Linked DNA regions of Homo sapiens: region 1 is linked to region 2. Evidence: chromatin loops called from intact Hi-C (ENCODE). Cell type or tissue: heart left ventricle. All regions are shown on one strand. Links, peaks and the distances in the headings refer to the core of each region. The heading gives the core; the rest is flanking DNA. Region 1 holds the start of CBR1-AS1 (CBR1 antisense RNA 1). Region 2 overlaps MORC3 (MORC family CW-type zinc finger 3).

Region 1 (16,323 bases), core at 4,649-12,648, 200 kb before region 2:
ATGTGACTGGAAGTTTCTTGGGCTTTCAGCTTCACAGTGCTGTCTGCTATGTTTGGTTGGTTTTGTTAAATGGGTCGTCATCTCAGGAATCCACAAATGTAGCCACTTCTCCATAGCTTCATCACAGATTGGCAGTCTTCTTCCTTTTTCTGGATGGACTGTATTGTTAACTCATTCATGCTGAGCTCACAGCCAACAGCACTACAACTCATGCCTGAATCGAAGCCTATCAAAGGCCCATCCCAGCCTTCCTGTGCCAAGGAATGCTGGACAACACTTCAGCATTCTGCATGGGGCCATTTTGAACAGGCACAGTGGCTCACACCTATAATCCCAACACTTTGGGAAGCCAAGGTGGGCAGATCACTTGAGGTCAGGAGTTTGACACCAGCCTGGCCAACATGGTGAAACCCCATCTCTACTAAAAATACAAAAATTAGCTGGGCGTAGTGGTGCGCACCTGTAATCCCAGCTACTAGGGAAGCTGAGGCAGGAGAATTGCTTGAACCCCAGAGTGCAGTGGTTGCAGTGAGCCGAGATTGCACCACTGCACTCCAGCCTGGGTCACAGAGCAAGACTCTGTCTTAACCAAAAAAAAAAATCACCACCAAGAGGCACAAAAATGTGAAAAATGTGGCACTAAGACCACAAAAAGGACACTGATTTACAATATCAGAGCAAAACAAGAAGGCAGGGTGTCCCCTTGTTTGACTTCATCTGCGAACGTGCGTGTTAGGTGATAAAAATTTTTGCCACTCTGTGCGTACCTGCAAACAGCTGCAAAAGTGCCAGGAGCACTGATTTTGGAGTTACGAGTAAATTTTAGTGAGTAGTTGAATTCACAAAATGGAGTTCATGAATAATGAGGACTCTCTAGATGCAATTCCTGATCAAGATAACTTTTTAAAGATGATCGCTTCCTTTTTTTTTTTTTTTTTTTTTTAGTGTTACCATTGATTAGAAAATGTGTTTGCAGGCCGGGCATGGTGGCTCACGCCTGTAATCCCAGCACTTTGGGAGGCTGAGGCAGGCAGATCACAAGGTCAGGAGATCGAGACCATCCTGGCTAACACGGTGAAACCCCGTCTCTACTATAAATAACAAAAAATTAGCCGAGCATGGCGGCAGGTGCCTGTAGTCCCAGCTACTTGGGAGGCCGAGGCAGGAGAATGGCGTGAACCCCCGGGAGGCGAAGCTTGCAGTGAGCCAAGATCACGCCACTGCACTCCAGCCTGGGTGACAGAACGAGACTCCATCTCAAAAAAAAAAAAAAAAAAAAAAGGGAAATGTGTTTGCTCAAGTAGGTGGGAACAAACAGGAGACTGTTTATCCCTATTTTTTAAACATTTTCTGTTCTTGCCATTAACTAGATTTCAGATAATTTAATCTATTTAATTCATAGTTCTAAGCAATAGTCTAGTCTTTAAATCTAATAGCTTTTCTTTTCATTCACAAATTGACATTGTCCTGTGATATTGTCAATGAATTCTGAGTCCAGTCAAACTTTTCCATTTCAAATCATCACTAACCAAAAGAAGCAGAATTTCAGCTACAAATGCAATCACATGTCATTTCAAATTTTGTAGTAGCACATTGCAGTAAAAAAGAAACATGTGAAACTAACATTTTAACATTTAATTTCACCCAACACGAAATATCATTGGAAAATGATGTGTGTTTTGCAGTATGATCAGCGTGAAAAATATTAGTGAGGTACTTAACAATTTTCTGTACTAAGTCTTTGAAAGTTTCTGTTGATGGCAACATCTCATTCAGGCTGGTAACATTAACATTAAGTGCTCACTAGCCACAATGTTACTACCTCATTGAACAGTATTTCAAAAATAACACTCAAGCCATTCCTCAAGTACACGTAAATATTATTCTAGTAACTATAATTTTTTAGAATTAAATTTATATTAATAATGCTGACTAGTAGCTACTAGTAAAAAATTCCTAAACTCACTTTTCCAAAGTTAAATTTTTGCTTTAAAAGCATACACTTTTTCAATACACATTTGTATCTGTACATACATATGAGATATTTTCACATGATCCATGCAGTATTCTTTTCTTTCTTTCCTTCTTTCTTTTATTTTCTTTCTTGTTTTTTGTTTCTGTTTTTATTTTTTTGGAGTCAGGGTCTAACTCCCATAGCCCAGGCTGGAGTGCAGTGGTATGACATGATCTTGGCTCACTGCAACCCCCACCTGCCAGGCTCAAGTGATCCTCCCACCTCAGCCTCCCAAGTAGCTGGGACTATAGGCGTGCACCACTGCACCTGGCTAATTTTTGTCTTTTTAAAAGAGATGGAGTTTTGCCATGTTGCCCAGACTGGTCTGGAACTCCTGGGCTCAAGCTATCTGCCTGCCTCAGCCTCTCAAAGTGTTGGGATTACAGACATGAGCCACTGTGCTTGGCAATATTAATTTTAAAAAAATTTTTTAGAGACATAGTCTCACTCTGTCACCCAGGCTAGAATGCAGTAGTGTGATGATAGGTCACTTGCAGCCTCAAGCTCCTGGGCTCAAGGGATTCTCCTGCTTCAGCCTCCTAAGTAGGTAGGACTACAGGTGCACACCACCACACCTGGCTAATTTTTTTAATGTTTTGTGGAGATGGCTAATTTTTAAAATTTTTTGTGAAGATGGAGTCTCACTGTGATGCCCAGGATGGTCTCAGACTCCTGGCCTCAAGTCATCCTCCCGCCTCAGCCTCACAAAGTGCTGGGATTACAGGTGTGAGCCACCACGCTCCGCCTCCCTAATCTTTACTGTATTACCTACTGGGCAATGTAAGTGATTTTTTGACTGCCAGTCTAGGGAGTCAGATGACTGCCCAGCTTGTGGTGGCCGGCCTCCAAGACCATCCCATGATCCCTGCCTTCTGTTCTTCAGACCCTGTGTAGGCCCTTCCCACACTGGATCAGACTTGCTCTGTGTGACCAGCAGACATGGGGAAGGAATGGTAGAAGAAACTAGGTCATAAAAGACAGTTTGGCTTTCATCTTCCCCCTCTCTTGGTTCACTCACTCTGGAGGAAGCCAGCTGCAGTGTCTTGAGGCCACCCAAGGAGAGGCCCTCTTGGCTAAGAGCTGAGGCCTCCAGCCACCAGCTTTCTGTCCCCAGATGACCGCAGCCCCAGCTGACAGCAAGATGGCTCACGAGAGGCCCCGAGGCGGAACTACCCAGCCAAGCTACTCTCATTCCTGATCTACAGAAACTGAGAAAATAAATGTTTTAAGCCAACAAAGTTTGAAGTAACTTGTTATGTAGCAATAAGTTACTAACATACAGACTTAACTTTAAAAGTTATATTTAGTTGGGCACAGTGGCTCATGCCTGTAATCCCAGCACTTTGGGAGGCTGATGTGGGCAGATCACCTGAGGTCAGGGGTTCGAGACCAACCTGGCCAACATGGGAAACCCCATCTCTACTAAAAATACAAAAATTAGCCAGGCGTGGTGGCAGGTGCCTGTAGTCCCAGCTACTTGGGAAGCTGAGGCGGAAGAATTGCTTGAATCCAGGAGGGGGAGGTTGCAGTGAGTGGAGATGACACCACTTCACTCCAGCCTGGGCGACAGAATGAGACTCCGTCTAAAAATAATAATAATAATGTTATATTTAGATATAAAGAATTTAAGGGACTAAAGAGTTTCCACAGTTTTTTTTCAAACTTTTGAAATTTGATATTTCAAAAAATAAATCTTGGCCAGGCACAGTGGCTCATGCCTGTAATCCCAGCGTTTTGGGAGGCTGAGGTTAGCAGATCACTTGAGGTCAGGAGATCGAGACCAGCCTGGGTAACATGGCGAAACCCCATCTCTACAAAAAATACAAAACACTAGCCGAGTATTGTGGTGCATGCCTGTAGTCCCAGCAACTTGGAGAGAGACAGGAGGTTGAGGCCACAGTGAGCCATGATCATGCCACTGCACTCCAGCCTGGGTGACAGGGTGAGACCCTGAATCAATTAATCCATCTTACATCAGCCACTTCTTAGGAATGCTTTAAACCAACTCAACCTTTTTAGATTAAGCATAGATGAGCGAAATACAATATGGAAATATTAGTTTTACTTAAAATTCTGAAAAAGCAACAAAATATTATATTCATGTAGAGTCAATTGTGAAAAAAACTGATTCCTGAAGCCACAAAGTCTACACCTTTATTGTATCAACTTTATGTTCAATTAATATTTTTAAGAATATTTCTATGATTAAAAATTAATTATAAATCCTATCAAGAATCAAACTTACTAAATGTTAACTTTAAAAGCCAGTAAGATCTACAACACAGATGAACCTTGAAACATACTAAGAGAGGCTGGTTGTGGTCGCTCATGTCTGTAATCCCAGGACTTTGGGAGGCTGAGGTGGGCAGATCACTGGAGCCCAGGAGTTTGAAACCAGCCTGGCTAACATGGTGCAACCTTGTGTCTACAAAAAAATACAAAAAATGAGCAGGGCATGGTGGTGCACCCCTGTAGTCCCACGTACACAGAAGACTGAGGTAGGAGGATCACTTGAGCCCAGGGAGGTCAAGACTGCAGTGAGCTATGATTGCACCACTGGGCTCCAGCCTGAGCAACAGAGCGAGACCTTGTCTCAAAAAAGAAAAAAAAAAAAAAAACCCACTACGTGAAAGTCAGTCACAAAGGGCCACATCTTACTGTTTCATTTATCTGAAATGTCTAGAATTGGTAAGTCTATATAAATGGAAAACAGGTTAGTGGCTGCCTAGGGATGAAGGCATGGAAGGAAATGGGGAATGACTGCTAATGGCTATGGGGTTTGTTTTAGGGGTGATGAAAATGTCCCAAAATAGTGGTAATGGTTGTATAATTCTGTGAACATACTATCAATCATTGAATTGTATACTTTAAATGGGATTTAATTCACATTACATCTCAATAAAACTATTTTTTAAAGAAGAAAATGTTCAAGGAACAAGGGTTGCTAAATAACAGAGGATAACTGTTGTTTGACAACAGCACAAAAATTATTTCCCAAAAAGTGTAATGGCCCTGGAAAATGAGTGCAACGGGATCTTCTCTTGAACCTGGATAGCGGGGTGTGGACAGCTGGGCACACTGAAGGCGGTGATACAGAACTAAAAGCAACAGGACAGCTATGAAGGGAAAAGAAAATCAGTGTGGCTACCAAGACATTTTAGTGTCTGCTTTCAAGAAGGTCCTCCCCCCATGCTTGGCTCATGATATGGGGTGAGTCTCTTGTTAGAGTGGAACATATAGGTCAGTGTAAAGTGTGGAGACCAGCACCTGACTCTGAGCAAGAGTTCCATGAATATTAGCTTTCTATTTTTAAAAACCCACTAAAAGTCTGGGCACAGTGGCTCATGCCTATAATCTCAGCACTTTGGGAGGCTGTAGTGGGTAGGATCGTTTGAGCCCAGGAATTTGAGACCAGCCTGAGCAACACAGTGAGAACCCATGTCTACCAAAAATTTAGCCAGGCTTGGTGGTGCACACCTGTAGTCCCAACTGCTCAGGAAGCTTGAACCCAAGAGGTTGAAGCTGCAGTGAGCCGAGATCACGCCACTGCATTCCAGCCTGGCCAACAGAGGGAGCCTGTCTCAAAAAAATAAATAAATAAATAAATAAATAAATAAATAAATAAATAATAAAAAAATATGAAGCCACTAACAAAGGAGGGTAGGAAATAGTTAACAATCCAGTTATATTCTCTTTAGAGACACGCAATACCAGATAACAAAAACAATAAAGATGGCTATCTTAGTCCCTTTTCTGTTGCTATAACTGAATGCCTGAGACTGGGTAAATTGTAAAGAAAATACATTCATTTCTTACGGTCTGGAGGCTGGAAGTTCAAGGTCAAGGAGCTGCATCTGGTGAGGGCCTTCTTGCTAGTGGGGACTCTCTGCAGAGTTCCAAGGTGGTACAGGGTCACATGGCAAGGAGTACACAAGAGAATGCCAAGTGGCTTTTATAACAGACTCAGTTTTAAAATAACTAACCCATTCCCATGATAACCCATTAATCCATTAACCCATTAATCCATGATATATTAATCCTTTGGTGAGGACAGAGCACTAATGACCCAATCACCTCGTACAGGCTCCACCTGTCAATATTGTTACATTTGGGATTAAGTTTCATCATGAGTTTCAGAGGGGAGAAGCATTCAAACCATAGCAAACTCCTATGATGGTAGAAAAATAAATATAAGAGCAAACTGTACCAAAAGGAAACTAAGCTTTATATATGCTTCTATAGTTTGAATTATGTGTCCTCCCAAAATTTATATGTTGAAACCTAATCACCAAGATGATGGTATTAGAAAGTGGAGCTTTTGGGGAGGTGATTGGGTCATGAGGGCTCTGTCCTCACAAATGGGATTAATGACCTTATAAAAGATATATAAGGGAGCTGCTTCCCTCCTTTTTGCCCTTCCACCATGTGAAGACAAAGCGTCCATCCCCTCTGGAGGGCAAAACAACAAGGCATCATCTTGGAAGCACAGACCAGGCCCTCACTAGACTTCCTAGAACCTTGACCTTGGACTTTCTAGTCTCCAGAACCACAAGAAGTAAATTTCTATTGTTTATAAATTACCCAGTCTCATGTATTTTGTTATAGCAGCACAAATGGACTAAGACATGCAGGCAAGAATTTATGATAGGCCGGGCACGGTGGCTCATGCCTGTAATTCCAGCACTTTAGGAGGCCGGGGTGGGAGGATCATCTGAGATCAGGAGTTTGAGACCAGCCTGGCCAACATGGCGAAATCCCATCTCTACTAAAAAACATATATATATACAAAAATTAGCCAGGTGTGGTGGTGCACACTTGTAATCTTAGCTACTCAGGAGGCTAAGACAGGAGAATTGCAGAATTCTTCTGCAATTCAGGAAGCAGAGGTTGCAGTGAGCTGAGATCGTGCCACTGTACTCCAGCCTGGGCAACAGAGCAAGACTCCATCTCAAAAAAGAATTTATGATAAACAAGTCAGGCTATCCAGATGCAAGGGCTCATGCCTGTAATTCCAGGACTTTAGGAGGCCAAGGTAGGAGGATTGCTCTAGCCCAGGAGTTCAAGACCACCTTGGGCAACATAGCAAGACCCCACCTCTTAAAAACATATATAAAAATAAAAAATTGTCCAGGCATGGTGGCACAGACCTGTAGTCTCAGCTACAAAGGATCGCTTGAGCCTGGGAGGTCAAGGCTGCAGTGAGCCATTATCATGCCACTGCATTCCATCCTGGGCAACAGAGCAAGACACTGTCTCAAAAAAGAAAAAAAAAATTCAGGCTAAATAATATATTAGACCAGTTGAAAGGGATCAATAGAAACATTAAAGAAAGATTCTATAGTGGGTTAGTTCTGCAGTGTCCCCTCAAAATTCATGTCCACCTGCCATCTCAGAATGTGCCCTTTTGGTAATAGGGTCTTTACAGATGTAATTAGTTAAGATGAGATTATGCTGGAAGACTAATGTCCTTATAAGAAGAGGAGAAGGGTCAGGCATGGTGGCTTATGCCTGTAATCCCAGCACTTTGGGAGGCTGAGGCGGGTGGATCACTTGAGGTCAGGAGTTCGAGACCAGCCTGGCCAACATGGTGAAACCGTGTCTCTACTAAAAATACACAAATTAGCTAGGTGTAGTGGCAGGCGCCTGTAATCCTGGCTACTCGGGAGGCTGAGGCTTGAGAATCGCTTGAACACAGGAGACGGAGGTTGCAGTGAGCCAAGATCATGCCACTGCACTCCAGCCTAGGCGACAGAGTGAGACTGTCTCAGGAAAAAAAATTAAAAAAAAAAGGAACAGGAGAGGAGAAGACATACACAGATGCTCAGCAGAGACAGCAGCCATATGAAGACAGAGGCAGACATTGGTGTGATGCTGCCCCAAGACAAGGAATGCCAAAGATTGCTAGCAACCACCAGCAAGTGGAAGAGGCAGGGAAGGATTCTTTCCCAGCGCTTGGAGAGAGAGCATGGTCCTGACAACATTTTGATCTCGGACTTCTGGCTTCCAGAACTATGAGAGAATGAAGCTCTGCACCTGTATTTGGTGTTTAGTTATGGTGACCGCAGGAAACTGATACATATGCCATGTAGTGCAGCCACTCAACCACAAGGGGCACTGTCTGGCAGCAAGTTCTACAAACACAAACTGTCCAAAATAATCACTGAAGTTCACAGAGAAAGCCATACAAATAGCATTCAAATATTTTTAACGATGATCAACAGGCTACAATTTATCATTTTTAAAAACATAAAACCATTATCATCTTGCTGAATAATTCATGACCTTTGTAACAAACTGGCTGAGAACCACTTTTAAAGAACATCCTGGTCCGGCTATCATTACACACACGGGAGGGTATCTGTAGGATAAATTCCCCCAACAATTCCCTTTCCAGGAAGAGACGCATATTTTTAATTTCAATAGACAACAGCCAAATTGCCCTCCAAAGAGGAGGTACATTACACTCGCCAGAAATATACATGAATGGCTGGTTTTCCCCAGGCTTGGCAATACTTTGCCAAGCTAAGAGGTAAGAATGGGCTTTAAAATAAACCCTGATCCAGCTCCCAAGGAGAGGACTGGGGCCTTCGGACCCACATTTCCCAGCACAGGTGCTTCACCAGCCTGCCATGGCCCCTTCTCTGTCCAGTTTAGCAAGGGTGTGGCAGATTTCCTTTCAGGCACAGAGCCCAGCCTTCCAGACATCACACTTAAACTGGTTCCTACCACATTTGCAAGGAGAATCTCTTCTTCCAAGTCAGCAGTGTTTACAATAAGCAGTATGCTTTTCCCTGAGTCACTCTGAATATAGAGACCAGAAACCAATTCCAGGGTAGCAAAGGGACAGCCACCATGGTGACCTCAAGCATACAAATCACACACCTGCTTGTCCTGCCTGGTCAAGCCCTGTTGGGACCATGCATAATCCTGACCCCAGCACTCAGGCACAGAACACTTAGGAGAGGAAGGCGAGGTTTCAGCTACATGAGGTGGCATTGTAGGAATTGTCTTCTCCCTGACACCCCCCATGGCACTCAACAGCCTCACTGTCCTGACCCTAAGCCACTTTGTGACCCACCCCTGGGAAGGGCAGGCAGTGAAGAACTAGGCATAGAGAAGAGGAGGTGGGGAGTTACCAAGCTGTTTGCTGACCTCTTCATTTGACTCAGAACCTGACCTTAATCTTGCTTCCAGAAAAACAATGGGCCCCATTCCTGCCCAAGCTTGCCTTCTGCAACCCAGACTTTCTTAGAACGCGATGGGAGTCAAGAGCGCTTTCTTTAAGGCGAAGCTGTAGACAGGTTCCCCTCACCTCCCACCTCTGCCCACATTATCTGCCTCTAGCAAATAATGGTAGTCATGACTGTGCCTGTTACCCAGGAGAACACCAATCAATGGCTGTAAAGACATGAATGTATGGTTTTAGATGGTGTCTGCCTGCCTTTGCTGAAAAAATGTAAGAACAGCAAACATTTATGTATTACCGTTTGTCAGTACTGCTCTAAGCACTTTTATAATATTAAACATTCATGCTGTACTCCTTACAGCAATCGTAAGAGCTAGGCACTAAAACTATTCCCATTGTACAGATGAGCAAACTGAGACACTGAGAGATTGGGAACCTTGCCCACGATCACACAGTGAGTAAGTAGGAGCTACAATAAGGAGCCATGAAGGCAGGGAGCTCCACTCCTGCCCTTCCCAGGCCTCTGTTCACTCCTGAGCATGACTGGTACCTAACAGGTGCTCAGACAGTCGCTGGATGCAGATGAGGGAACGGCTGTGGACATTCAGTCCTTCAGACCACAAAAGGACTTTGGAAGGAGAAGAACCCTGGAAGAATGCCATGTTACTGGCAAAGGTTTGGGTTCTTACCCAGTGATTTGGTAAACACAAAGGGACAATGGCATTAAGTGATAGCAAAGCCAATCTAAACAGAATCACAGCAGTAAACCACCAGAACCCACAACTTTTTTTTTTTTTTTTTTTTTGAGACAGAGTTTTGCTCTTGTTGCCCACGCTGGAATGCAATGGCGCCATCTCGGCTCGCCACAACCTCCACCTCCCGGGCTCACCCAATCCTCCCAGCTGGAACTACCGCACACACCACCACACCCAGCTAATTTTTGTATTTTTGGTAGAGACAGGGTTTCACTATGTTGCCCAGGCTGGACTCAAGCTACCCACCTACCTCAGCCTCCCAAAGTGCTAGAATTACAGGCATGAGCCACCATGCCTGGCCACCAGTATTTTGCCAGGCTGGAGTGCAGTGGCACAATCTCGGCTCACTGCAACCTCCGCCTCCCGAGTTCAAGCAATTCTTCTGCCTCAGCCTCCCTGAGTAGCTGGGACTACAGGCACGCACCACCACACCCAGCTGATTTTTGTATTTGTAGTAGAGATGAGGTTTCAGCATGTTGGCCAGATTGTTCTCAATCTCTTGACCTTGTGATCCACCCTCCTCAGCCTGTTGGGATTACAGGCACGAGCCACTGAGCCCGGCCCAGTCTTTTTCTTAAAAAATCTGCTCACAATTCCAATTATTTGCGCAATGCTGTACTAAGTACAAGAGAAAGGTGTTTCCTCTCAGCCAGGACAGAAGGTAGGAATCTTCCTGTAACTGCAGTCCTTTCTATGGCCACTAAAACAAATTACCACAAACTGAGGGGCGTGAGATAACACATGTTTATGATCTTATCATTCTGGAGGTTAGAAGTCCTAAAGTCAAGGTATCAGAGCCGTGCTCCTTCCAGAATCCCTGAGGGAGGAACCCCTCTGCTGTCCTGTCAACTTCTGGAGGCTGTCTGTGTTCCTTGGCACATGCCCTTCCTCCATCTCCAAATCTCTCCTGACCTCTGCTTCTACCACATCTTCGTCTTGGACCCTTCTGCCTCCCTCTCATAAAGACCCTTGGGTCTACACTGGACCCACCTTGGTAACCCAGGCTAATCTCCCCACATCAAGATCCGTAATCACTTCTGCAAAGTCCCTCTTGTGAAGGAAAGCAAATTCACAGGCTCTGCAGATTCTAATGCAGACCTCTTGGGGGAGGGGCATTATTCTGTCGACGGCAATAACCGGAGCCATTTCTTTCTTTCTTTCTTTCTTTTTCTTTTTTTTTTTTTTGAGACAAAGTCTCACTCTATTGCCAGGCTCCAGTGCTGTGGTGTGATCTTGGCTCACTGCAACCTCCACCCCCTGGGTTCAAGCAATTCTCCTGCCTCAGCCTCCTGAGTAGCTGAGACTACAGATGGACGCCACCACACCTGGTTTTTTTTTGTTTTGTTTTGTTTTGTTTTTTTGTTTTTGAGACAGAGTCTCACTCTGTCTCTGTCACCCAGGCTGGAATGCAGTGGCCTGATCTCAGCTCACTGCAAGCTCTGCCTCCCAGGTTCACACCATTCTCCTGCCTCAGCCCTCCCGAGTAGCTGGGACTACAGGCGACCGCCACCATGCCCGGCCAGTTATTTTTTCGTATTTTTAGTAGAGATAGGGTTTCACCGTGTTAGCCAGGATAGTCTTGAACTCCTGGTTTCAAGTGATCTGCCTGCCTTGGCCTCCCAAAATGCTGGGATTACAGGTATGAGCCACAGGAAAAAAAAATCACTTTCCCAATCTGCAAAATGGCTACTGTCCTCAATTTCCCCAAACTAATCCCTCTCAATGATGACCTCAAATCTCTCACCCTCCAAAGAGATAACAGATGCCCTCAGGAAGGCCTTAGTTTCCCCAACATGCTTGGGTCTAAACCCACACACTCTGCCTTTCCTTCTGTTACAAGAGAAGAGGTGTGCTGTTTCCCCCTCCACACCCCCACCTGATTCCTGGATCCACCCGTGCTTGGTCTTCCCACACATTTTGTTCTTGCAATTCTTCCTGTTCTTCAACTGTTCTCTCTCTGAGATTATTGTCATTACATAAAAACATGCTTTAATATCTCTCTCGGCTTTTGAAATTCTTTAAAAAGGAGTTAAGTTGTGCAATGTGAGTTCATTGACCACAATGGATTTAAGTTAGAAATCAATCGCAAGATAGCCGGAAAAATCCCCAAGTAAGTTGGAAACTTAAAAAATACACTTCTAGCCAGGGGCAGTGGCTCACGCCTGTAATCCCAGCATTTTGGAAGGCCAAGGCAGGCAGAGTGCTTGAGGTCAGGACTTCGAGACCAGCCTGGTCAACATGGTGAAACCCCATCTCTACTAAAAATACAAAAATTAGCTGGGCTTGGTGGCGGGTGCATCCCAGTTACTCAGGAGGCTGAGGCACAAGAATCGCTTAAATCCAGGAGGTGGAGGCTGCAGTGAACTGAGATGGCACCACTACATTCCAGCCTCAGTGATAGAGCAAGACTCTGTCTCAAAAAATAAATAAATAAGAATAAAAATAAAAATAGGCGGCCGGGCTGGAGGGCCCTGCCAGGGGTGGGGGTGGGGGTGGGTGCGGGGAGCCCCGCGGCGGGGGCGGGCGCGGAGTCACGGGGGTGGGGTCACTCGCGGTGGCTCGGGGAGGCCAGCTGGGAGGGGAGGGGGCCGTGGGGGCGGCTCGGCTGAACCAGCCCCGGCTGGGCAGCAGCGGGGACGCCGGGGGCCGGGGCCAGGGCTTTCCGGGCTTAGGTGAGGCCGCCGTGGGCCCCATCTTCCGGCGGTCGCCGGAGTTTGTGGTGATTGTTGCTGCCGCCGCCACCCCCCCGGCTGCCATCTCCTCCTCCTGGGCCGCCGCCTCCTCCTCTTCCTCCTCCTCCTGGGCCGGGCTGATCCCCTCCCCGCTGCCGCCTCCTCCTGGGCTGGGCCCGCGGTGTCTCGTCCCCTCGCGGAGCCGCTCCTGCCGCCGCCGCCGCCGCCTCCTCATTCATCCTCGTGCACCATAGGCGGCACAGGCACCAAGATGTCCAACCGAGTGGTCTGCCGAGAAGCCAGTCACGCCGGGAGCTGGTACACAGCCTCAGGACCGCAGCTGAATGCACAGCTAGAAGGTTGGCTTTCACAAGTACAGTCTACAAAAAGACCTGCTAGAGCCATTATTGCCCCCCATGCAGGATATACGTACTGTGGGTCTTGTGCTGCCCATGCTTATAAACAAGTGGATCCGTCTATTACCCGGAGAATTTTCATCCTTGGGCCTTCTCATCATGTGCCCCTCTCTCGATGTGCACTTTCCAGTGTGGATATATATAGGACACCCCTGTATGACCTTCGTATTGACCAAAAGATTTACGGAGAACTATGGAAGACAGGAATGTTTGAACGCATGTCTCTGCAGACAGATGAAGATGAACGCAGTATTGAAATGCATTTGCCTTATACAGCTAAAGCCATGGAAAGCCATAAGGATGAGTTTACCATTATTCCTTTACTGGTTGGAGCTCTGAGTCAAAAGAACAGGAATTCGGAACTTTTCAGTAAATATCTAGCGGATCCTAGTAATCTCTTTGTGGTTTCTTCTGATTTCTGCCATTGGGGTCAAAGGTTCCGTCACAGTTACTATGATGAATCCCAGGGGGAGATTTGTAGATCCATTGAACATCTAGATAAAATGGGTATGAGTATTATAGAACAATTAGACCCTGTATCTTTTAGCAATTACTTGAAGAAATACCATAATACTATATGTGGAAGACATCCCATTGGGGTGTTATTAAATGCTATCACAGAGCTCCAGAAGAATGGAATGAATATGAGTTTTTCGTTTTTGAATTATGCCCAGTCGAGCCAGTGTAGAAACTGGCAAGACAGTTCAGTGAGTTATGCAGCTGGAGCACTCACGGTCCACTGAAGCTCTGAATCCTCAGGGATGCCACCTGCACATTCTCATACTCTGTCCGGGCTCCCAGCCTAGCCTTTACCACGATACTGGTCCTGGTTTGGGGGGATTCTGAAACCTCAAACTAATAGAACTTTCTTCTCTTTTTTTCTAGTAGGTGTAGTCCTTCCTTAATTTCAACTCATTAAAAAATGCTTTATAGTTTAGGGCAGTGGAAGGAAGGCTGGCATCAAAATATTTTGATCAAAAAAGATGACAATGTAAAGGCTCAGTTATGGCAGACAGTTTTTTGAAAGTAACTTGTAAAGCATTTACCATATCCTAAATTTGCACTCTTTGCAGACTTGTGCACATATATTCCGCTTTCAGAATAGTTTTGCAAATTGTACACAAACAAACAAAAAGGTGGAAGCTTTTTAATAAAGAAATTGCATTTATAAATGATCTGTATTAGAATATAATAAATCTCCAGTTATAGTCAATTACTACCCATGTTGTACAACAGATACCTTCTATTTTAGTTGCTAATAAAGGGCTACACAACTCAAAATAAATAAATAAATAAATAATTTAAAAAATAAATAAAAATAAACTGAATGAAATTGAAAACATATCAATGTGAGATGCCACTAAAGTCATACTAAAAGGGAATTTACACCACTTACTGCCTACATTAGAAAAGAAGTCTCAAATCAATGCAAATCAATGACTTCTGCCTTTACAGTAAGAAACCAGAAAAAGAGCAAATAAAATCCAGTAAGCAGAAGAAAGGAAACAAAGATCAGAACAGAAATTAATATAATCAGGAAAAGAGAGAGAGAGAGAATCATTGTAACCAGAAGTTTGAGGAAAATCAAATCAATTGGTAAACCTCTAGCCAGACAGATCAGAAAAAAACACGAAAGACACAAACCAGTCTCAGAAATGACAGGTAGCATCATTACCAACATTAAAAGGATAAGGGCATGTTAAAAGGATAAGGGTATCAATAGAATCAACACCTTAGATGAAATATATAAAAAATTTGAGCTCTTTCTCAGTGACCAGGGCCTGTGCTTAGGCATAGACGGGCAAGTGGAGCCAACATGCCAGCGGCCCAGAGCTGGGTTTGTTGCCAAACTTATGTGACCCTGCAGAGACCCTTCGAGAAACCTCATCTCGACCAAAAGCTAAAGCTGATTGGTGAGTATGGGCTCCAGAACAAATGTGAGGTCTGGAGGGTCAAATTTACCCTGGTCAAGATCCATAAGGCCGCCCGGGAGCTGCTGACGCTTGATGAGAAGGACCCACGGCGTCTGTTCGAAGGCATTGCCCTGCTGCAGTGGCTGGTCCGCACTGGGGTGCTGGATGAGGGCAAGATGAAGCTGGATTACATCCTGGGCCTGAAGATCAATGATTTCTTAGAGATTCCTACAGACCCAGGTCTTCAAGCTTGGCTTGGCTAAGTCCATCCGCCACGCTCATGTGCTGATTCAACAGTGTCATATCCGTGTCCGTGAGCAGGTGGTAAATATCCTGTTCTTCACTGTCCGCCTGGATTCCCAGAAGCACATTGACTTCTCCCTCTGCTTCCCTATTGGGGTGGCCAACCCCAGCCACGTGAAGAGGAAGAATGCCAGCAAGGGCCAGGGTGGGGCTGGAGCCAGAGATGACGAGGAGGAGGAATAAGCCTGCTTGTCCCCTCCTGGGCTGGTGGATTGTCTAGTTTTCCTGCCAAATGATAAAACAGGATCAATGCTTTATTTAAAAAAATAAAATTATGAAAAACAGAAATTAAGGTCACTCAAGAAGAACTAGGCCAGGCACGGTGACACAAGCCTGTAATACCAGCACTTTGAGAGGCCAAGGAGGGAGAATCGATGTAGCCCAGGAGTTCAACCAGTCTGAGCAACACAGTGAGACTCCCATCTCTAAAAACAAATAAAAATAAAATAAAATAAAAAATTATCCAGGCAGGCCGGGTGTGGTGGCTCACGCCTGTAATCCCAGCACTTTGGGAGGCCAAGGCGGGTGGATCACGAGGTCAGGAGTTCGAGACCAGCCTGGCCAACATGGTGAAACCCTGTATCTACTAAAAATACAAAAATTAGCTGGGTGTAGTGGCAGCGCCTGTAATCCCAGCTACTCAGGAGCCTGAGGCAGGAGAATCGTTGGAACCCAGGATTCGGAGGTTGCAGTGAGCCAAGATCGTGCCACTGCACTCCAGCCTGGGTGACAGAGCAAAACTCCGTCTCAAAAAAAAAAAAAAAAAAAAAATTATCCAGGCATGACTGTGGCACACTTGTAGTCCCAGCTACTAGGGAGGCTAAAGGGGAGGATCACCTGAGCTCAGGAGACTGACGCTACAGTGAGCCACGACTGCAGCACTGCACTCCAGCCTGGGCGACAGAGAAGACCCTATTAAAAAAAAAAAAAAAAAAAAAAAAAACAGAAATAGAAAGCCTAAATAGCCCCATATCCTTAAAACAAGGTTCCAAATGATCTTTTTTTTTTTTTTTGAAAAGTCTCACTCTGTTGCACAGGTTGGAGTGCAGTGGTGCAATCTCGGT
Region 2 (16,323 bases), core at 4,546-12,545:
AGCAGAGATAATGGTCAGTGTTTAGAGACCAGCATTGTTAGCGGGCACTCTGGGTGTAGCTGCTGTCCATGTGCTGGGTCTTTGTTTTGTGGGTAATATGGGCTGTTGGGAACCTGACTGACAGAAATCTCCCATCTGCAGCCTCTTTGCTTTTGCTTTAGGTCAGGAGTTGGCAAACTACATACAGCTCATGGGCCAAATCCAGCCCAGCACCTGTTTTTGTGTGGCCTGAAGGCTAAGAGTGATTTATACATTTGTAAATGGTTGAGAAAAAAAGAAGAATGTTTAGTGACATAAAAATTATGCGAAATACAAATTTCAGTTTCCATAAAATTTTATTGGAATATAGCCAGAAACATTATTTGCTTATAGTTTTCAAATGCATGCGTTAAGAGATAAAAATTAATGAGCTTATGTATTTGTCAAAAGTCCTACATTTTAAGGCACAAAGGGTGAACCCTTAGTGTATACACTTTTTTATTTTATTTTATTTTTTTGAGGTAGAGTTTCACTCAGTCTCCAGGCTGGAGTGCAGTGGCACGATCTCGGCTCACTGCAGCCTCCACCTCCCGGATTCAAGCACTTCTTCTGCCTCAGCCTCCCGAGTAGCTGGGTTTACACGCGTGGGCCACCACACCCGGCTAATTTTGGTATTTTTAGTATATATAGAGTTTCACCATGTTGGCCAGGCTGGTCTCAAATTCCCAACCTCAGGTGATCCTCCTGCCTTGGCCTCCTAAAGCACTGCGATTACAGGCCTGAGCCACTGTGCCCGGCCCAATGTATACACATTTTAAACAGTCATTTAGGAGGTCGGAGATCCCAGGATGAAATGCAGAGTGACAAAAAGTTTTTAAATTTTTTGCTTTTTACCCCTGTAATTCTAGTGAAATGAAATGCATATACTTTGGTTTTTGTTGTTGATTTTTTTTTTCAGAAATGCTGCTGTGGATTTAGCTGATGCACACTCTTCACCACCTCCCATACTTCAATGCTTTTTTCACTTTTTTTGGTTGAATTACTATATGGTTTGTTATTACTCTTACAAATGAGCTAGCCAGGGTAGTATGATTGCATTTTCTTTCCTATACAAACCTTTTGTTTTCCCTGAAGTTAATTGATTTATATTTTGTTTTCTTAGTTTTTCTCTGTACTGATCATCCAGACATCCAGAGAACTGGGAGCTCTTTTCCAGATGGATTCAGACACACCCAGTGTTTTGTCATTTGGAAGTCAGTTGGGAGTCATCGGCTCAGTCGTAATTTGGGGACTTCCCTTTAACATCTGTCTGGAAATTTCCTTCCTCTTTTCATGTGTCTCCATCTCACATATCCTTCTGTCTGATATGTAGCTTAGTGACTGCCATTCTGAAGCCTACTCTCTCGGGTTCAAATCCTGACTCATAACCAGATGTATGTCCTTGGCCAAGTCATTTAACCTCTTTGTGCCAGAGTTTCCAATCTGAATGTTGGCAATAATAATCTTACACACCTCAAAGTGTTGTTTTAAAAATTACATGAGCAGATAGATAAATAAAAGGGCTGTGCGTGCCGTAGGTGCACAATAATGTTTGCTGTTTTTGTTATTGTTAGTGGTGGAGAATATCCACCACTAACAATAACACCACTTCCAGAAACAGGTGTAGCTTCCTGAAAAAAGGGTTCATGGGAAGAAAAAAATTTCATCATTTCTTGAAAATACATTCATGCTACCCTTGCTCTTTCTTTAATTATAATTTGGCTGGATTTGCATTCTGGATTGGAAATTCTTTCCGAATTTTAAAGACGTGCTTGATTGTTTAATAGAGCCTCTGCATTTTATTGGGCACTTAGCCTGGAAGCTCAAGTCCTTAACATCTGGAAAATGTTCTTACTTATTTTGACAATTTTCTTCGCACCATTTTTCTCTTTTTTTATTTACTGTCTTATTGTTTTTCCTCTTGGGGGATTTCCTCTACTTATCTCCTACCTTGCTCTTACCATAGTGTTTTTTTTTTTTAGAGACGGAGTTTCGCTCTTGTTGCCCAGACTGGAGTGCAAGGGCGTGATCTCGGCTCACCGCAACCCCTGCCTCCCGGGTTCAAGCGATTCTCCCGCCTCAGCCTCCCGAGTAGCTGGGATTGCAGGCATGCGCCACCACGTCTGGCTGATTTTGTATTTTTAGTAGAGATGGGGTTTCTCCATGTTGGTCAGGCTGGTCTTGAACTTCCGACCTCAGGTAATCTGCCCGCCCTGGCCTCCCAAAGTGCTGGGATGACAGGCATGAGGCACCGAGCCCGGCCACCATAGTTTTAATTGTTACAAGCAATGTCTTAGCTTTTGAATGTCTTTTTGAATTCTCCCTGGACAAAATGTTCATTCTTATTGCTAGATACATTAACTGTAGTTTTTTTTTTTTTTGAGATGGAGTCTTCTCGCTCTGTCGTCCAGGCTGGAGTGCAGTGGCGCGATCTCGGCTCACTGCAAGCTCCGCCTCCCAGGTTCACGCCATTCTCCTGCCTCAGCCTCCCGAGTAGCTGGGACTACAAGCACCTGCCACGTTGCCTGGTTAATTTTTTGTATTTTTAGTAGAGACGGGGTTTCACCGTGTTAGCCAGGATGGTCTTGATCTCCTGACCTCGTGATCTGCCTGCCTCGGCCTCCCAAAGTGCTGGGATTACAGGCGTGAGCCACCATGCCTGGCCTAACCGTAGTATTTTTGAAGTTTTGTTTTGCTCACTGCATTATCTCTATTTTCTTCATGTTTCTTTTACTGTGTATTGTTTTTGGTTTCTAATTTTAAACACTCTCAAATGTCTGGAAACAGCCTTCTCATTTTTTTTTTTTTTTTTGAGCCGGGAGTTTCACTCTTGTTGCCCAGGCTGGAGTGCAGTGGCATGATCTCAGCTCACTGCAATCTCCACTTCCCAGGTTCAAGCAGTTCTCCTGCCTCAGCCTCCCAAGTAGCTGGGATTACAGGCATGCGCCACCATGCCTGGCTAATTTTTTGTGTTTTTAATAGAGATGGTGTTTTACCATGTTGGCCTGGCTGATCTTGAACTCCTGACCTCAACTGATCCACCCGCCTCGGCCTCCCAAAGTGCTGGGATTACAGGCGTGAGCCACCGCGCCTGGCAGCCTTCTCACATTTTTAAGTGAGACACTTAAAGCTGACTGCAAAATTTTCATACATGAATAGAGCTAGTCCTTTGGTGGGCTTCACTGTTGGGTGATCACATAGGAAGGAGTCATTTTGTTGGGGGTGCTCTATGTTGGTATTTGTAGACCATAAAAAATGGGAACTGTTGGACCATAAGTATATTTTTAAAAACTGAAAATTTTAAAAAGTAATTTTAAAAAACGAGAACAACAAAAACAAGATGCTATCCAGAAAAGCCAGGCGGAATTGCTAAGAACCAAATAGAACTTTGAGAAATCAGCTTCCCAAGGAGGAATTCTACGTCTGGTCTCCTGCCATGGCATAATTCTGGCTGCTAGCTCTTGGAAATTGGCATGAAAGGAAGAAAGGCGTATCACATTGTTCAGTTTGCTGACTTGCTGTTTGTTTGATTATTTGTTTATTATTGTAATAAAACACATGTAGCAAACAATTTATGCTAACCATTTTAAAGTTTCAATTCAGTAGTGCTAAGTACATTCACATGGTTGTGTAATAACCAGTCTCCAGAACTCTTCTTGTTGGGAAACTAAAACCCTGTTCCCGTTAAATAGTAACTTCTCCAGCACCTGACAAACACTATTCTACTTTCTGTCTAGGAATTTGACTACGGTAGTCCCCCCTTATCTGCAGTTTTGCTTTCTTCGGTTTTAATTACCCAAAGTCAACCATGGTCTGAAAGTATTAAATGGAAAATTGTAGAAATAGTTCATAAATTCTAAACTGTGCCCCCATCTGAGTAGCACCTGGAATGTGAATCATCCCTTTGTCCAGTGTATCCACACTGTGGATATATGATGCCAACCTATTAGTCACTTAGTAGCTGTGGTTATCAGATTTGCTGTTGTTGTATCATTCTATTTTATTATTAAATTATTGTTAATTTGGGCGCAGTGGCTCACGCCTCAGCACTTTGGGAGGCCGAGGCAGGGGGATCACTTGAGGTCAGGAGTTCGAGACCAGCCTGGCCAACATGGTGAAACCCAGTCTCTACTAAAAATACAAAAATTATTTGGGCATGGTGGTGGGTGCCTGTAATCCCAGCTACTTGGGAGGCTGAGGCGGGAGAATCGCTTGAACCCGGGAGGTGGAGGTTGCAGTGAGCTGAGATCGCGCCATTGCACTCTAGCCTGGGCAACAAGAGTGAAACTTATTCTCAAACAAAAAAAATAGAATAAATTATTGTTAATTTGGCCAGGCTCGGTGGCTCATGCCTGTAATCCCAGCACTTTGGGAGGCTAAGGCGGGCAGATCACTTGAGATCAGGAGTTTGAGACCAGCCTGGCCAACATGGTGAAACCCCATCTTTACCAAAAATAAAAAAAAATTAGCCGGGCATGGTGACACACAACCGTGGTCCCAGCTACTCCAGAGGCTGAGGCAGGAGAATCGCTTGAACCTGAAGGTGAAAGTTGCAGTGAGCCACACCACCGCACTCCAGCCTGGACAACAGAGCAAGACTCCATCTCTATATAAATAAATAATAAAATGTTTATTTCTTACTGTGCCTTATTTATAAGTTGAACTTTATCATACATATGTATACTGCAGTTTTAGGAATCCACTGAGGGTCTTGAGATGCATTCTCTGAGAATAAGGGGAGACTGCTGTACTCCTATCAGTGGAATTATACAATATTTGACTTGTGACTGCCTTATTCATTAATGTCTTCACGGTTCATCCATGTTGTAGTGTGCGTTAGGATTTCCTTGTTTGCTTAAGGTGAATATTTTATTGTATGTCAGAAGACAACATTATAAATTTAAAGATTTTTTTTTTTTTTTGAGACCGAGTCTCGCTCTGTCGCCTAGGCTGGAGTGCATTGGTGCGATCTCGGCTCACTGCAACCTCTGCTTCCCGGGTTTAAGCGATTCTTGTGCCTCAGCCTCCCTAGTAGCTGGGTTTACAGGCACCTGCCACCACGCCCGGCTAATTTTCGTATTTTTAGTAGAGACGGGTTTTGCCATGTTGCCCAGGCTGGTCTTGAACTCTTGACCTCAGGTGATCCGCCCACCTCAGCCTCCCAAAGTGCGGGGGTTACAGCAGGCGTGAGCCAGCGCGCCTGGCCTCAAATTTAAATTTAAAGATATTAATTGGCTTTATTTCTTTTTTTTTTTTTTTTTTTTTTTTTTTGAGACAGACACTCCCAGGCTGGAGTGTAGTGGTGAGATCTCTCAGCTCACTGCAACCTCTTCCTCCCATGTTCAAGCAATTCTCCTGCCACAGCCTCCTGAGTAGCTGGGATTACAGGCGCTCACCACCACACCTGGCTAATTTTTTTGGCTTTTGGTAGAGACGGGGTTTTGCCATGTTGGCCAGGCTCGTCTCCTAACCTCAAGTGTTCTGCCCGCCTCAGCCTCCCAAAGTGCTGGGATTACAGGAGTGAACCACCGTGCTTGGCCTTTATTTCCTATTCTGGAATTGGGCAACACTTCTTCCATAAAATACAGTAAGTGTTCTAGTGAACTGAACAGAGGAGGCTGGCTTTGTAGACAGAAAAAGGCCGAAAGAAAGCAGAAACAAAGAACAAAAAGCAGATACGTCATTTCAAAGTTAAAAACAATAGATAAATAACTGACTGACATTAGGTTACTTTTTGTTGTAAAACAACAAAATGGAGGGAACTTATTATCTGTCATACCAGTTGATGACTGAAACTGACCTGTTCGGTAAATTGGCTGTTATCTCCCTTGATTTCGCTGAAGGTCAGATAACAACTTAGTTTCAGTTTGGTGACTGAAATTTTAGCATGGGTGACTCCATTTTGATTTTTAGTCTGTTTTTGGAGGCCTAGAGCAGGAGCTTAGTCCAAAACAGTGGCCTCCTTTTTTGTTTTTTTTTTTCTGAGACAGAGTCTTGTTCTGTTGCCCAGTCTGGAGTGCAGTGGCATGATCTTGGCTCACTGCAACCTCTGCCTCCTGGGTTCAAGTGATTGCCATGCCTCAGCCACCCAAGTAGCTGGGATTACAGGTGTGTGCCACCAGGTCTAGCTAATTTTTGTATTTTTAGTAGAGACGGGGTTTCACCATGTTGGCCAGGCTGGTCTCAAACACCTGACGTCAAATGATCCACCTGCCGCGGCCTCCCAAAGTCCTGGGATTATAGGTGTGAGCCACCACGCCCAGCTGTCCTATATTTTTTATTTCACATTTACATACATTTGATATGATCAAAAATGTATATTTGTTCTTTGTCCTGGTTCTTGGCACTGGAGTTCCTGAAATCTTTGGTATTTCCTGATAACTATGAGTGGAACATCTTTTGTTATTTATAATAATAAGCCCCCCCCCGCCTTTTTTTTTTTTTTTTTTAACCACACCTTAGTTCATGCTCCCTCTGTCGCCCAGGCTGGAGTGCAGTGGCGCCATCGCAGTCTCCACCTACTGGGTTCAAGTGATTCTCCCGCTTCAGCCTCCCCAGTAGCTGGGACACAGGCGCGCACCACCACGCCTGGATATTTTTTGTATTTTTAGTAGAGACAAGGTTTCGCCATGTTGGCCAGGCTGGTCTTGAACTCCTAACCTCAGTTGACCTACTCACCTCGGCTTCCCAAAGTGGTGGGATTACAGGCATGAGCCACCGCGCCTGGCCAATTTTTTGTATTTTTAATAGAGACAGGGTTTCACCATGTCAACGAGGCTGGTCTTGTACTCCTGACCTCTGGTGATCCACTTGCCTCAGCCTCCCAAAGTGCTGGGATTACAGGTGTGAGCCACTGGGCCCAGTCTGTAATATCCTTTACATTGTATCTTTTAGCTTCCCTGGGCCACATTGGAAGAATTGTCTTGGGCCACATTGGAAGAAGAATTGTCTTGGGCCACACACACATAAAATATACTAACGATAGCTGATGAGGTAAAAAAAAAAAAAAGAAAAAGAAATTGTAACGATAGCTGATGAACTACAACAACAACAAAAAAAATCACGAAAGAAACTTCATAACGTTTTAAGAAAGTTTACAGGCCGGGCAGGGTGGCTCATGCCTGTAATCCCAGCACTTTGGGAGGCCGAGGTGGGCGGATCGCCTGAGGTCGGCAGTTCGAGACCAGCGTGGCCAGCATGGTGAAATCATGTCTCTACCAAAAATACAAAAAAATTAGCTGGGCGTGGTGGCAGTTGCCTGTAATCTCAGCTACTTGGGAAGCTGTGGCAGGAGAATCGCTTGAACCCGGGAGGCAGAGGTTGCAGTGAGCCGAGATTATGTCATTGCACTCCAGCCTGGGCAACAGAGCGAGACTCCATCTCAAAAACAAAAAAAAAAAAAGAAAGTTTACAAATTTGTGTTGGGCTGCATTCAAAGCTGTCCTGGGCCACATGCATCCCATGGGGGCTGAGGGTTGGACAGGCTTGCTTTACAATGAATCAGTGTTTTTTTTGGGTTTTGTGAGCATTATAGCACATTATCAAACATGAGGGGAATCATGTGAATGCCCAATTTATGGTTGGTCTGTCAGAAGTACAGGAGACTAAGGGTTTATAGTAGTTGACTAATTTCTCCTTGTTTGGTAGTATAAACCAAAAATAAAATTCTAAGGCTCTTCCAACCATTTTAATGGACTTCCTTCTCAGCCAGGGCACTCTTAACATTTAATCTGAAAGACTAGTTCAGGCCATGACAGGAAGTTGGGGTCAGACCTGCTTCATTATACTGCTCTGGCGTAACATCACATAACAAGGAAAGAAATAAAAATAATTCTAAATAGATTTCCTTGTCATATCTTGAAATTGCCTTGCAAAGTTTGTCTCTTGTGGAAAAAAATGTACATTGTGTAGAGAATCCTCTTTTCCCTTTTTTCTTTTCTTTTTTTGTTTTTTTTTGTTTTTGTTTTTGAGACGGAGTTTCGCTCTTGTTGCCCAGATTGGAGTGCAATGACCTGATCTCAGCTCACTGTAACCTCCGCCTCCTGAGTTCAAGCAACTCTCCTGCCTCAACCTCCCAAGTAGGTGAGATTACAGGCATGAGCCACCAGGCCCAGCTAATTTTGCATTTTTAGTAAAGATGGGGTTTTATCATGTTGGTCAGGCTGGTCTCAAACTGCTGACCTTGGGTGATCCACCAGCCTTGGCCTCCCAAAGCGCTGGGATTACAGGTGTGAGCCACCAGACCCGTCCTGAGCCACCGCACCTGGCCATTCCCTTTTTTTTTTCTTTCCAGATCCAGGAGATAATCAATTAAGAGTCAGGCACCCTTTTCAGTCTCATAAGAAAACATTTTACAGCCTCTTCTGTCTTATGCCTGCTAGCTAAGAGCTTCCTCTGCGTAGTAAAACTTTGGTCTCCACAATCCTTGTCTTAACCCAAACATTTCCTCTCTGTTGATCCCAGGTCCTTAGACAAACTCAACCAATCTTAACCAGAAAATGTATAAATTTACCTATAGCCTGGAAGTCCCCGCTTTGACTTGTCTCGCCTTTCTGAAACAAACCAATGTACATCTTAAATGTATTTCATTGATACCTCATACCACCCTAAAATATATAAAACCAGGCTGCTCCCCGACCACCTCAGGCACATGTTCTCAGGACCACCTGAGGGCTGTGTCATGGGCCATGGTCACTCATATTTGGCTCAGAATAAACATCTTCAAATATTTTACAAACTTTGACTCTTTTTAGTCGACAGTAGCCAGAGGTTTTACACCCCAAGGCCATGTCCCATGGTTAAGATGTAGAGTGGGGGAGGAGTGTATCATTCTTTTATCAGTGGTAGAATGATATTTGTACAGGGGAGAAGGTGGGACAGGAAAGTTTTCCTGATGGCTCACTTTTGAAAAAAGACTTCTTGTGCAAGATGAAGAGCTAGAAATTTAGTTTCATTAAGAACTGTTTGTGATGTGTGCTTTAGAAAGTCTTGAGTTACCTATACTCCATATTTCACGGATGTATGCTGTATTATGTGATGTCTGCCAGAGCAAGTCTAAATTGCATATATACCAGTTTGAACAGTCTTCTTCAGGATACTGTTTCTCACTTGTGTGCTTCAACTTAATGGTAAATGAAGGTTTTGGAATTGTCCAGAAGCAAGTGTGGACAGAGGAGAAGTAGACCTTTCTGACACCTTGTGGCAGCACGTGAGCACTACAGATGTGGTTGGCTTGATCTACAGTCTAATCATATTTTTAGGGCTCTTCACACTGCAAAGTGCTTTCCACCTTTTTTCCCCTTATTAGGAGAGAATCTGTTCAGAATGAACAAAAAAATTGCATGAAAATTCTCTGCATACTGAAATTTTTAAGGCTCTGCCTTTTAAAACTACTTGTGTGTTTTTGGCCAGGCACGGTGGCTCATGCCTGTAATCCCAGCACTTTGGGAGGCTGAGGTAGGCAGATCACGAGGTCAGGAGATTGAGACCATCCTGCCTAACACGGTGAAACCCCGTCTCTACTAAAAATACAAAAAATTAGCTGGGCATGGTGGTGGGCACCTGTAGTCCCAGCTACTCGGGAGGCTGAGGCAGGAGAATGGTGTAAGTAAACCCGGCGGGCGGAGCTTGCAGTGAGCTGAGATGGCGCCACTGCACTCCAGCCTGGGCAGCAGAGCGAGACTCCATCTCAAAAAAACAAAAAACAAACAAAAAAACTACTTGTGTGTTTTTATACATTTGGTACGTACCACTACTCAGGAACTTAAGAGAGTTCCCAATAGCATGAGGTTGACTGGCATATTCTTCCATAATGAATTGTGAGTAAAATCAGGCATAAAAGCCTTGGGAATTAAGATGCAATGCAAATTTGTTGCATTGCGTTCAAACGAAAAACCTTAGACAAGTTAAAGTTTTATTGAGCAAAGAATGATTCAAGAATTGGGCACATTGGGCATAGTGGCCCACTCCTGCAATCCCAGCACTTTGGGAGGCCAATGTGGGAGGATCACTTGAGGCTGGGAGTTGGAGACCAGCCTGGGCAACACAGTGAGACTCCTGTCTCTACAAAAAAGTATAAAATTAGCCAGGCATAGTGGTCCATGCCTGTGGTCCCAGCTACTCGGGAGGCTGAGGGAGGAGAATCACTTGAACTCAGGAGTTCAAGGCTGCAGTGAGCTATGATTGCACTACTGCACTGCAGCCTGGGCAGCAGAGAGAGACTATCTCTGAAAAAAATAAGAGGCTGGGTGTGGTGGCTTACACCTGTAATCCCAGCACTTTGGGAGGCTGAAGAGGGTGAATCACTTGAGGCCAGGAGTTTGAGACCAGCCTGGTCAACATGGCGAAACCCCTTATCTACTAAAAATACAAAAAATTAGCCATGTGTGGTGGTGCGCACCTGTAATCCCAGCAACTCGGGAGTCTGAGGCAGGAGAACCGCTTGAACCCAGGAGGCGGAGGTTGCAGTCAGCCGAAATTGTGCCACTGCGTTACAGCCTAGGTGACAGAGTGTGATTCTGTCTCAGAAAAAAAATAGGACAGGCTTCAGAACCGGAACAGGTTCTAAGCACTCTGGCCTGCAACGTGATCAGGCAATATTTATGGACAAAACAAAAGTGAGATACAGAAATAGTTTAATTGGTTGCAGCTTGGCATTTTGCCTTATTTAAATCAGCTGGTGACCTGTGATTGACCGAAGATGGGATTCTGTAGTTGACTGAGACTCAGCTGTTTGTTACTGGAGTACAAATTGCCCTAAGTTAGAAGAATTTGTACAGTTAGTTTTCATACTATTAGGTTGTAGTTCCTTATGTACTGACTCGAGTATGGAGGCATCCTCAGGCCAAGTTTAGTTTAGTTTAACAATTGGAACTCTTTCTTTTTTTTTTTTTTTGAGATGGAGTCTCGCTCTGTTGCCCAGGCTGGAGTGCAGTGGCACGATCTTGGCTCACTGCAAGCTCCATCTCCTAGGTTCATGCCATTCTCCTGCCTCAGCCTCCCGAGTAGCTGGGACTACAGGCGCCCATCACCACGCCCAGGTACTTTTTTTGTATTTTTAGTAGAGACGGGTTTCACCATGTTAGCCAGGATGGTCTCGATCTCCTGACCTCGTGATCTGCCCGCCTCGGCCTCCCAAAGTGGTGGGATTACAGGCATGAGCCACTGCGCCCGGCCAACAATTGTAACTCTTATTTGAATTCTTTGAAGAGTTTGTAGATGTATACTACTACACTGCTACAAGTTCAGCTATAATGAACTTGGAGTAAATAATGAAGTCACAGTGCCAGAAAAACTTAGTGATCAAGCACAGTTAAGTTTATTAGGCCTGATACACGTAGGAGAAAGTGCCTCCTTGACAAAGTCTTAGTTGTGTCTCAGAATAGAGAAATTAGGAAATGGTGTTTATAGGATTTTAGGGCCTTGGCTGGATCATTTTAAGGTAGGTCTTGGCAAGGTATGTCCCTATTTGGGATTGGACAGTTATGACATTGTAGACATAAAGAGGGCAAGGGTTTTGAACCAAGTCTTGGTGAGTAAGCTGTTTAGTTGGTTCCCAGTGTTATCTTCCAAGAATCGTATATTCTAGATTGTATCTTCCAGATGTATCCTGGAGCAAGCAGCTAAGTCACTTTTGTTTGGTCTCAATGTTGTTTAACACAGGGATAAAAATACTGGTTTTTATTTTCAAAAGTAAGACCTGAATTAATTTACATGGACCTTTTGTTTGTTTCAGCTTTGCCCGAAGTTTTTACATACAAATTCTACTAGTCACACCTGGCCATTCAGTGCAGTTGCTGAATTAATAGGTATGTAGTTTGACATTTCATATACCATTTGTTGCTTACAATTGTAGTGTTTTTTTTTTTGTTTTGTTTTGTTTTTTTTTTTTAAACAGAGTCTCTCTCTGTCGCCCAGGCTGGAGTGCAGTGGCGCAGTCTCGGCTCACTGCAAGCTCTGCCTCCTGGGTACACGCTATTCTCCTGCCTCAGCCTCCTGAGTAGCTGGGACTACAGGCACCTGCCACCACGACCAGCTAATTTTTTTGTATTTTTTTTTAGTAGAGACGGGGTTTCACTGTGTTAGCCAGGATGGTCTCGATCTCCTGACCTCGTGATCCGCCTGCCTCAGCCTCCCAAAGTGCTGGGATTACAGGTGTGAGCCACCGCACCCGGCCTACAAAAATATTTTAAAAATCAGCTGGGTATGGTGGTGCAGGCCTGTGGTCCCGGCTACTCAGGAGGCTGAGGTGGGAGGATCACGTGAGACCGGGAAGTTGAGGCTGCAATGAGCCGTGATTGTGCCATTGCATTCCAGCCTGGGCAGGCGACAAAGCAAGAAAAAAAACAGATACCTTGAATGATAACATTAATGATAAAAATTGCATAGCATAACAGCTATTCACATGGATGTCAGATTAGTCACTGTTCAGCTTTCTCTTTAATACTACCCAAGTATTTCATAGTGTTTAGGATTTACTTTGCTAAGTTCCTGAAGTGTTTATATTGAAAATATTTTTATTTTTATTATAAAAGTAAACAGTGAGAATTATGGGGAATTTGTTTGCTTATTTTGAGATGAGGTCTCACCATGTTGTCCAGGCTGGTCTCAAACTCCTGGGCTCAGGCGATCCTCCCACCTCAGCCTCAGGAGTATCTGGGATGACAAGTGTGCACCACAGTGACTGGCAGAATTATGTTTATTAGTAGTACAAAAGTATGTGTAACATACAGCATGGATTCATTTTTCTGGTATCAATAGGAGGATTGGTATTGTGTTAGATATGTAATAAGTTCTTGCTTCTTTCAATAAATGGGAAGTTTAAGGTTTAGGATTGTATTTTAACAGCATTTCAATGAACGTGAGAAAGCGGCAAGGTTGCGGTCTGATTTGCATTTATGGGTCATGATTTTTTTCTTGGGAAAAATTCATGCATAGGCTGGGCACACAGTTGTTCACACCTGTAATCCCAACACTTTGGGAGGCTGAGGCAGGAGGATCACATGAGCCCAGGAGTTGGGGCCCACCCTGAGAAACATAGTGGGACCCCATCTCTACAAAAAATACAAAAATTCGCCAGGGTGGTGGTGCACACCTGTAGTCCTAGTGACTCGGGAGTCTGAGGTGGGAGGATCACTCGAGCCAGGGAAGTCAAGGCTGCAGCAGAGTGAGTCTTCCTCCAGCCTGGGCTACAGTGAGACCCTGTCTCCAGAAAAAAGGAAAAGAAAAAGAAAAGAAAAATTCATGCACACAAACATAAGCCTAATTGAAAAATTTAGGCATATGTTTAAGAAACAGATAATAAAGGGAAATTGTATTCTTAGGAATTCTTAGATATATTTTAGAATCTTTATCAAGGAAGGGTTCTATCATAGATGGAAGATAAAAGAAAAAGAAGGAATTTTTTTTTTTTTTTTTTTTTTTGAGGCAGAGTCTCGCTCTGTCACCCAGGCTGGAGTGCAGTGGCACAGTCTCGGCTCACTGCAACCTCCTCTACCTCCTGGGTTCAAGCACTTGTCCCTCAGCCTCCCGAGTAGCTGGGACTACAGGCACATGCCACCGCTCCTGGCTAATTTTTGTATTTTTAGTAGAGACAGGGTTTCACCATATTGGTCAGGCTTGTCTCGAACTCCTGACCTCAGGTGATCCACCCACCTCTGCCTCCCAAACTGCTGGGATTACAGGCATGAGCCGCTGCGCCCAGCCCTATTTTTCATTTTTAAACGTATTTCTTCCTACACCTATTCTGAGAGAAATGAGTATGCTAAACAAGGATGTTAAATGGAGAAGTATACAGAAATAAAAATGTAAAAGCCACCAGAAACTTGGTTTAACTTGGTTAAACTGAAAAGGATCACAATTTAAAGAAATAGTAGAAAGTAAATCTTCCATCCTTGTATGTAACTTAGCAGAAAATGTTGCTGCCTTTTCATTTATTTATTGATTATTGTGTACCTTCCATTGACACTCAGATCTCTTTCCCCTACAATAGCCAGGTTAGTCTCTCTCTTTTTTTCTTTTTTTTCCATTTTTGAGACGGAGTCTCGCTCTTGTTGCCCAGGCTCGAGTGCAATGGCGCTATCTCAGCTCATTGCAACCTCCGCCTCCTGGGTTCAAGCAATTCTCCTGCCTCAGCCTCCTGAGTAGCTGGGATTATAGGTGCCCGCCACCATGCCTGGCTAATTTTTTTTTTTTTTTTTTAATACAGATGGGATTTCACCCTGTCGGCCAGGCTGGTCTCAAACTCCTGACCTCAGGTGATCTGCCCACCTCAGCCTCCCAGAGTGCTGGGATTACAGGCGTAAGTCACCATGGTCAGCTTTTTTGTTTTTGTTTTTGTTTTTGTTTTTGGAGACAGAGTCTTGCTGTGTTGCCCAGGCTAGAGTGCAGTGGCACGATCTCCGCTCACTGCAACCTCTGCCTCCCAGGCTCGAGCGATTCTCCTGTCTTAGCCTCTGGATTAGCTGGGACTATAGGCATGTGCCACCATGCCTGGCGGATTTTTGTATTTTTTAGTAGAGATGGGGTTTCACCATGTTGGCCAGGCTGATCTCAAACTCCTGACCTCAGGTGATCTGCCCGCCTCAGCCTCCCAAAGTGCTGGGATTACAGGCGTGAGCCACCACATGCAGACTTAGTCCATCTTTTAATCATCTCTGCAGTGTAGTGATTTTTCTTCCTTTGTACTTCTTTGGTGTGCTGGGTACCAGTCTTTGCTGTCTCTTTAACATGGAGGGTGTTAATTCTATAATAGTCGATTAATATATACCAGGATGCAGTTTATTTTCATGTTTTTAAATCTTATTTTCATGTTTAAAATCTTTAAATTTTAAAGCTGCTAAAAATTGCAGCTTTTAAAGTTGTCTTAAAACATAGTCTTCTATTGCTTCTTACAGGATTGTTCTGAACTAATTGCTCTTTTTAAAGTGTAAAATCAGAATTTCTTCAAACTTGTGTTTCCCAGATAATGCTTATGATCCTGATGTGAACGCTAAACAAATATGGATTGACAAAACAGTGATAAATGACCATATATGCTTGACATTCACCGACAATGGGAATGGTATGACTTCTGATAAATTACATAAAATGCTAAGGTAGGTAAAAATGTGCCACACTTCTTAAAATTGTTGCTTTTACCTAAAGGGTTTTCCATGCCATACTTACTATTCTTGGTTTTTGTTTTTTGAAATGAAATGCTGTATGTACAGTGTGAGCTGTTCTCTAAGCATGATTTTCTACTACTGGTAGATGATGAGTCAGTCTTCACCACTGTCATCACCTACCCCACCCTACTTCCAACTCCCTAAAAGTCCACCATTCCTTTAGAGTTGTAGTATATTTATATCAATTACTGATAACTTTAGTGTAAATTAGGTTTAACCATTGTTTGTAATAAAACCTACCACTTTGTTGGGAGTAACTTTTAGAGGAAGAGATTCATGGGGTGAAATCTCACAGTCCCGGAAGCATGGGTTATACTCAGCTATTTAGTCAGGGTGTGCCAGCGATGAGTTTGCATGTTAGTACTTGTGATCCTTTTTCTCCCCTGTGATGTAGATTTGGTTTCCTTATTTCAGAGCTGGGAAAACACGTCAAGATAGATTAAAAGTAATCTGCCCGATACATAAAAAATCAACAACAACAAAAAAGTAATCTGCCCAAGATTATACAGCTAGGAAGGGTGAGGCCAGTATTTGAACCCAGGCTTTTTACTTGGTATTACAATTAATGAATTAAAAAAAAAGATTATAGGTATTTATTTATTTATTTATTTTTGATTATAGGTATTTATTTTTAAAAATCTTTATTTTCTTCTTAGCTTTGGCTTCAGTGACAAAGTCACCATGAATGGTCATGTCCCAGTTGGATTATATGGGAATGGCTTCAAGTCGGGTTCTATGCGTCTGGGTAAAGACGCAATCGTTTTTACCAAAAATGGAGAAAGCATGAGCGTGGGCCTTTTGTCTCAGACCTACTTGGAAGTCATAAAAGCGGAGCATGTTGTTGTTCCAATAGTGGCATTCAACAAGCACCATATCCTTTTGGTTGTGAAATAAAAGCTGTGGAGAAACTGAAGAAATAATTTGGAAACATTCTATGTTTTTGCCTTCTTCCAGATTATTCCCTTTGAATAACACCTATTCCATTTCTTACCTCTGTCCTCTGCATTTACCCTACACCTGAGGCTAAGGGTTTGTCCCTTTCTCTTCTCTGTTGGAATCCTGCTATGGAAATACTCAACATTTTATGTTAAACTTCCCATAGCTCTTCTGTTTACTTCAGGGTTATTGTAGACTAGTAAGA

What was found. A loop is a pair of places that touch in the nucleus more often than their neighbours do. Peaks named below come from ENCODE experiments on the same cell type or tissue, not always from the same donor. Only the 100,000 strongest peaks of a DNase experiment are listed, where the experiment ranks them.
Region 1: a loop joins it to region 2, with 5 times the contacts of the local background. A loop is called at or near these places in 20 of 110 quality-filtered maps.

Annotation. Positions count from the first base shown.
Region 1 is chr21:36,117,591-36,133,913 of GRCh38, forward strand. It overlaps CBR1-AS1 (CBR1 antisense RNA 1), which reads right to left and starts at 9,050. Exons shown (of 4, transcript NR_040084.1): 1 at 8,897-9,050. CBR3-AS1 (CBR3 antisense RNA 1) reads right to left here. Exons shown (of 3, transcript NR_038893.1): 3 at 14,177-15,484. It also overlaps the pseudogene MEMO1P1 and the pseudogene RPS9P1. In heart left ventricle, for the core only: CTCF peaks have their summits at 5,556 (motif pointing right) and 8,124; no DNase peak of the experiment used is centred there; H3K4me3 peaks cover 611 bases; H3K27ac peaks cover 230 bases.
Region 2 is chr21:36,321,894-36,338,216 of GRCh38, forward strand. It overlaps MORC3 (MORC family CW-type zinc finger 3), which reads left to right. Exons shown (of 17, transcript NM_015358.3): 2 at 11,753-11,825; 3 at 14,981-15,113; 4 at 15,839-16,053. Among named protein-coding and RNA genes, the nearest start is that of MORC3, 9.9 kb to the left of the region's middle. RefSeq lists an enhancer at 14,704-15,903 and a silencer at 15,158-15,452. In heart left ventricle, for the core only: a CTCF peak has its summit at 9,217 (motif pointing left); no DNase peak of the experiment used is centred there; H3K27ac peaks cover 799 bases.